Linked DNA regions of Homo sapiens: region 2 is linked to region 1. The links are chromatin contacts, found by Hi-C in ENCODE. All regions are on one chromosome and are shown on one strand. Each heading gives the region's core, a stretch centred on a gene start or an enhancer-like site at or near the end of the contact. The rest is flanking DNA. Distances are from core to core; before and after follow the strand shown. Region 1 holds the start of ITSN1 (intersectin 1). Region 2 holds the start of DYRK1A (dual specificity tyrosine phosphorylation regulated kinase 1A).

What was found. A loop is a pair of places that touch in the nucleus more often than their neighbours do. Pooled maps may share reads with other maps.
Region 2: a loop to region 1 is called in a map of B cell, with 20 times the contacts of the local background. The contact joins the promoter of DYRK1A here to the promoter of ITSN1 in region 1. A Hi-C loop is called at or near these places in 2 of 168 maps with a recorded cell type or tissue (B cell and CD4-positive, alpha-beta memory T cell) and 7 of 50 pooled maps.

Annotation. Positions count from the first base shown.
Region 1 is chr21:33,641,201-33,644,012 of GRCh38, reverse strand. It overlaps ITSN1 (intersectin 1), which reads right to left and starts at 1,512. Exons shown (of 40, transcript NM_003024.3): 1 at 1,300-1,512. CRYZL1 (crystallin zeta like 1) reads left to right here and starts at 2,272. Exons shown (of 13, transcript NM_145858.3): 1 at 2,272-2,332. RefSeq lists silencers at 754-883, 1,204-1,303, 1,314-1,653 and an enhancer at 2,124-2,533.
Region 2 is chr21:37,365,346-37,368,133 of GRCh38, reverse strand. DYRK1A (dual specificity tyrosine phosphorylation regulated kinase 1A) reads right to left here and starts at 1,361. Exons shown (of 12, transcript NM_001347721.2): 1 at 506-1,361. RefSeq lists silencers at 1-138, 249-388, 629-708, 899-1,048, 1,629-1,938 and 1 more and enhancers at 51-975, 2,289-2,368, 1,900-2,788.

The DNA of each region.
Region 1 (2,812 bases), core at 263-2,762:
CTGGCCTGCTGGGTCCTGGCCCCAGTTCCTGCCCTCACATCCTGTCCACTACATAATCCATGAGATCTCTGTGCCTTTCTTTTCATCCGTTCCACGGGATTAGCAAAACTGCCTCCCCGCTGACAGAACTGAGAATTTCTAGAGGCATTTGTTTGTATGGGATTTGCTGTTATTATCTACCCTCTTCATTGGCCTTGCCTTTATTATCTGTACGTTTTGATCAAGAGGAGCAGCAAGAGAAGAATGCCAACAGACAAGCACAAAGAAACGCATCTGGCCGGAGCCTGCATGTATCTAAATTTCCAGGTTGCTGCTGCCCTCAGAATAGCACTGATGATGGCAAAGTTCTAGAGGAAACTTTCATATTGAAGAGGCTATAAAAATCTCTATAGCCTCCAACTCCACAGAGAAGCCGCTAATCTATTTCTTCCAAAGCAAAGCCTTCTTGAGTCTGAATCACAACAAAAGATTGCCCATAGGAAATGTAATCTCCGAAGTTGTTTTCTAATCCCAAGGCAAGCAGAAGCGCAGGAAGGTGCGGCCGATTCCTCGCCGGTTTCCTTTTTTTGGGAATTCGGATTGCATTCGTGCAAGCAAGGGACTGCAATTGTGTCTTGGGTCCACACCACAAAACCGTGTCGGTGCGTAAGAAGGGAAGGGACGCGGCGGACCCGGGGACGCGCTCACAGGGCGCGGAAGACGCTCCCCTTTAAATGCCTTCAGGGGCGGCCCCGCGGCGCGCCCTGGGGCCGAACGGCATTGCCTGCCCTTCACTGACCCAGGATTCTGCAGGCTTGCGAGCGAGGGGCCGAGGAAGGAGCCGGGGCTCCAGGCAGAGGCGGCGCCGCTCCCGCCAACGCGGGTCCCCGGGAGGCCGGCGGGAGGCGAGGCCGGGCCGCCCCTCGCCGGCGGCCGAGGGCAGCGAGGTCAGCCCGGGAAGGAGCGGCCGCCCGGGGTCCCCGCGAGAGGAGGGAGCCCGCTCGGCGGCGGGGCCGCGGCGCCCATTCATCCCCACGCCCGTCCCGCGGCCGCCACCCCACGGCCCACCGCGGCCCCCGGCCTCCCAGTGCGGGTCCGCCCGCCACTCCGCCGCCACCCCCGAGGACGGGAAGGACAAGGCAGAGGGGCAGCCGCTGCCGTCTCTCGGGCGCGCGGCGAGGGGCTAAGGGCGGCCGGGGAGACAAGCGCCGGGCGCGGGACGGATGCCCCGGGCAGCCATCGCGCAGACCCCCGCGCCGACCCCCGCCCCCGCTGCAGCCGCCCGTGGTCCAGGCCGCCGCCTTGCAGCCCTCTCCTCACCTCATCTCCGGGCGGGTCCGCGCTGCCGCCCCAGGGACAAATCAGTGCCGCTCACGCGCCGCTGGGAGGGACGCAGGAGCCGCAGCCCCGCACACCATCCCCGCCCGCCTCTCTGTCCGTCCCGGAGCCCGCTCGGGATTCTTCCTCGCGAGCCGCCGTACTACGGAGCAACCAAGCTACGCTCCCTCCCCTGGCGCCTCCACTCTTCTCTACCTCCTTCGCTCCCTCCCTCGCTCCCTCGCTCCCGCCTATCTCCTCATCTCCCTCCGCTGCCTCCCCCGCCCCCCATCCACCATCCATCTCCGCCCATAAGTGGGTGGGGAAACCGCCAGCCAATTGGAAGAAGGGGCCCGCACCTTCTCACCACCCCCTACCACTGGCCCCGCCCACCGTGCGAACCCAAAGAGGGTGAGCCAAAGAAATGTAAGACAACAGAGTGACAAGCCGAATGAGCCAATCAGCAGGGGCTGTGTGGGGGCAGGATTAGCACTCTCCCCCTCCTCCCCATGTAGGCGTAACAGGAGATTTATGGTCTGAGGTTGCCTATCGTGGTTTATGGAGATTTTGTTGCACGATTTCGGTGCATCTGCTCGTTGCCGTGAGAGACACTAGATAGGATGCACTTAATTGACTTAATTATTGGAGGTTTTCAAGGAGAGAATAATGTGGAAAGGAAAAAGGCGAAGCACAACCCAAAGGGGTTGGCCGGGCCTATGGTTGGAATGAGGAAGGGTGTGGTCTTCGGCTAAAATTTGCATAAAACGGAACCCATCCGGGCGATTCCAACTTCGCCCATTTATTGGTAGTCCTTGGGGCGGGGCCTCGCCTCTTTCTCCGCCCCCGAGCGGAACATGACGGGAGATGTAGTTCCGAGACCGGTTGCCATGGCGTTCTGGACAGCCTCGCGAGTCCGACCCCGCCCTTCAGGAGTGACGAGCGGCCTGACCAATGGGAGCAGGGGGCGGGCTCTCTGACGAAGGACTGGAAGGTGGCGGTGGTGAAGGTGCAGGCCGTTGGGGCGGCTCAGAGGCAGGTGAGCCCCGGGAAACGCGTCCTGTGTCTTGGGAAACGGGCCTTTAAGCGAAAGGTGGAGAGATGCCCCACAGAACCGTGCAGCCCTGGGGAGGATGGTGGTTCGCGTCGAACCCTAACCTGGGACTTGTTCGGGCCCAGGCCTAGCTTAGCTGAGGCCGCTGAGGGGTGGGTAAGACTAGATTTGAGGGACAGTTTCCTGGACCTTGACGGGTTTTGATTGTAGGTCTTATCTCAGTTTGCATCTCCCTCTACTTTTATGGAGGCAGAGGTCTGGGAGTGCCCTTCCACTTAATCTCCCAGGTTGGGTTTTTCTCCTCTGCTTCTTGTTCCTAGAATTTGAGTGTCTTTTTCTTTCTCTGTTACTTCTTCTCAGCCACTTCTTTCTTCCTCATCACTTTGCTGTTTTCGGAAAGCAGTTAGTAGTTATTCGCTGTATGTGGCTTTTGAGCCAGATCGGCCCTCTTCATTATGCTAAACG
Region 2 (2,788 bases), core at 112-2,611, 3.7 Mb before region 1:
CCTTCGCCGGCGCCCGGCCCGGCCCGGCCCCGCCGTCCTCGCCCACCCGGCAGCCGGCCCCATTTTCTTAACCCGTGCATTGTCCTTGCGAATCACCCCGGCGGTTCCCACACTGGTGGGGACCGAGAGGAGGGACGAGGGAGGAGCTGGGGGAAGAGGATGAGGAGGAAGAGGAGGAGGAGGAGGAGGAAGACAACCTCCACCCCTTCGCTCGGGCGGCCAGTGAAGGTCTGGCGCTGTCTACGGCCCCCCAGGCCCCGGCTCCCGGGAGGCCGCGGCCCCCGCTCCCACCCTCCGCAACTTTCCCTCCGCTCGCGCCCGCCGCTCCTCCGGGACCCGGCCTGAGGCTCCCTCCCCCGGCGGCCGGCCCTGGGCCCGCGGCGCCTCCTCCTAAAATGGCAGGTCCCTCCCTCCGCCCGGCCGGCCTCGGCTCCGGCCCGGCTGCGGGCCGCCGGGGGAGCCGAGCGCCAGGCCGGGCGGGGCCGCGGCCGGGCCGGACACTCACCGGGACGATGGCGGGGCGCTCGCGCCGCTTCCTCCGGTGAGTCTCAGCCTCGGGCTCCCGCGCCGCGCTCCCGCCGCGGCCTCCGCAGCCAGCGCCGCCCCGGCAGCCTCTCTCCGCCCCCGGCGCTCCGGCTCCTGGCCGCGCCGCAGCCTGCTCAGTCTCTCCTCGGCTCGCGGTTCCAGCGGCGCCCGGGGCCGGGGAGGCGACAGCCCCCTCCCCGGCAAATACCGCAGTCCCCGGGCCCCGATTCCAGGCGGCGGGGCCGCACGGCCGGCCCGGCGCAGAGGGCGGCGTCGGCGAGGCCGGGCGCCGAGCGGCGGCTGCTGCCGGCGGCTTCTTCCCGAGGAGGATTTTGTAAATCTCACAAAATGGCGCGCGCTCCGAACCTGCGCAGCGAGAAGCGCCGGGGCCCGGGCGGCGGCGGCGGCTCCTCCGCCAGGAGAGCCCGAACCGCCCGCCCCCGAGTCCCCGCACAGACAGACAGACACTCGCACACACCCGCACACTCGCGCGCACAATCGCCCTCGCACACGCTCCCTCGCACACACACTCGCACTCACACCGGTCCCGCCTGCTCGCCGGCGGCGGCAGCGGCACCAACAGCAGCAGCAGGAACAGCAGCAGCAGAAGCGGCGGCGGCGGCGCCCGCACCCCCCGCTCGGGGTGTCCGCTCTCTGAGGCCGACCTGGGCCGCGATCAGCAGCAGCGACAGCAGCAGTCTCCCCGGATACCCCCGCCGCGGTTGCCGCCGCCACCCCCGCCTCACTCCAATGGGGCTTTTTATTATTATTCGGGCGGGAAGCGAAAGGGTTTAAAAAAAAACCAACCAACAAAATGGCGACGGACCGACCCGGTCGCTATAGCAACTGTCAATCAAAACGCAAAACCCCGGCTGACGTGCTGACGTCCTCCTCCCGCCCCCCAGCCCCGAGCCGGCGGGCGGGGCCTGTTGCTCAGGTAACGGCAGATTCCGTTCCCTCCTTTCCGTCTCCCCCTCTGTCCCCAGCCAACCACCCAACCCCCTCAGGTCACGTGAAGGATAAATTCGGAGCTCGGGTCCGCTACGAGTGTCAGAGGAGGGCGCGTGATTCGCCCGGGGGAGGGGAGAGGAGGGGGACGGCTAGGCCGAGGGAGGGTAGGGGCTGGGGAAGGGGGGGCGAGGCGGCGGCCAGGCCTGTGCGCGATCGCCCGCCGCCTCCCGGCCGCCCCGCCCCGCCCCGCGCCCGCGCCGACTGCGGCCCGGGGAGCGCGCGCGGCCTCCCGCGCCGCCGCCCCCGCAGCCCTAGCGCCCCGCGCTTCCGCGTCGGCGCCCGCAGCCCCGCCCGCGCCGGGGGGAGGGGCGGGCTGCCCCGGGCGGGGGAGGGGGAGGAGGAGGGGCGCCGCGGCCTTCGGGCGGGGACCCGGGAAGCCCACCCCGCGCGCCCGGGCCTGGAGGGCTCTCACCGCGGTCCGGGCGCCGCGCTCGCCTCTCTCCCCGGGAAGCGCGGCGGCCGCGACCGTCCGCGCGTGGAGCCGGTTCTTCGAAGGGCTGGCGGGCCTCCTAGCCGGAAAATGCCGGCGGAGGCCGTGGTGGGGGCGGGGAGGAGCCACCGCCGCGCCCCAGACATCGCAGGAATTCCGGACGCTGCGCCGGGCCCGGCGGCCCTGAGGCTGGCACCTGGCTCCGGTCGGGCCGCCCAGGTTTTGTGGCGCCCGAGACCAGCGTTGGGAAATTAGGCTGGAGCCATCATGAAAACTTTTTCAGGCAGTGCACGCTCGCCTGTGCCTGCCCATCTGCTTCCAACCTCTCCCCACCTTTCGGGGCGCAGCCTGCCTGCTCCATCGGAATGCCCTTTAGATGAATCCCCTTGTGCTGTTACTGTGTCCTTGTCGTCCAGCTCTCTGGTTTTCTTTTCTATACACCTTCTCGGTTTCCAGAGTCTTAATTCGCCTGCTTGTCCTTAACCATCAAAACTCTTTATTAATATCCTGGCTTTCGCTGATTTTTATTCTCCCTACCCCTTCTCCCTAGCTATGTATTGCTGGGTGAGCTCCCGAGGCTTGAAAACCCAAGTATGCTGTGCTGGCTGCGTTGTAATCGGTAGAGAGCCACCAGCTAAAAATTGTATTTTGTACCAACTCTAATGGCATTTAATAAATGTATACCTAAAAAGAGTGTGTGTGTATATATATACTATTTTACAGCAGAGTCACTAATTGATTTCTAAGCTTGATTTTGCCACCTTGTGATAGTGTTCGTAACCAATTTTTTTCATAAATTTCACAAATGTGACAACAGATAAA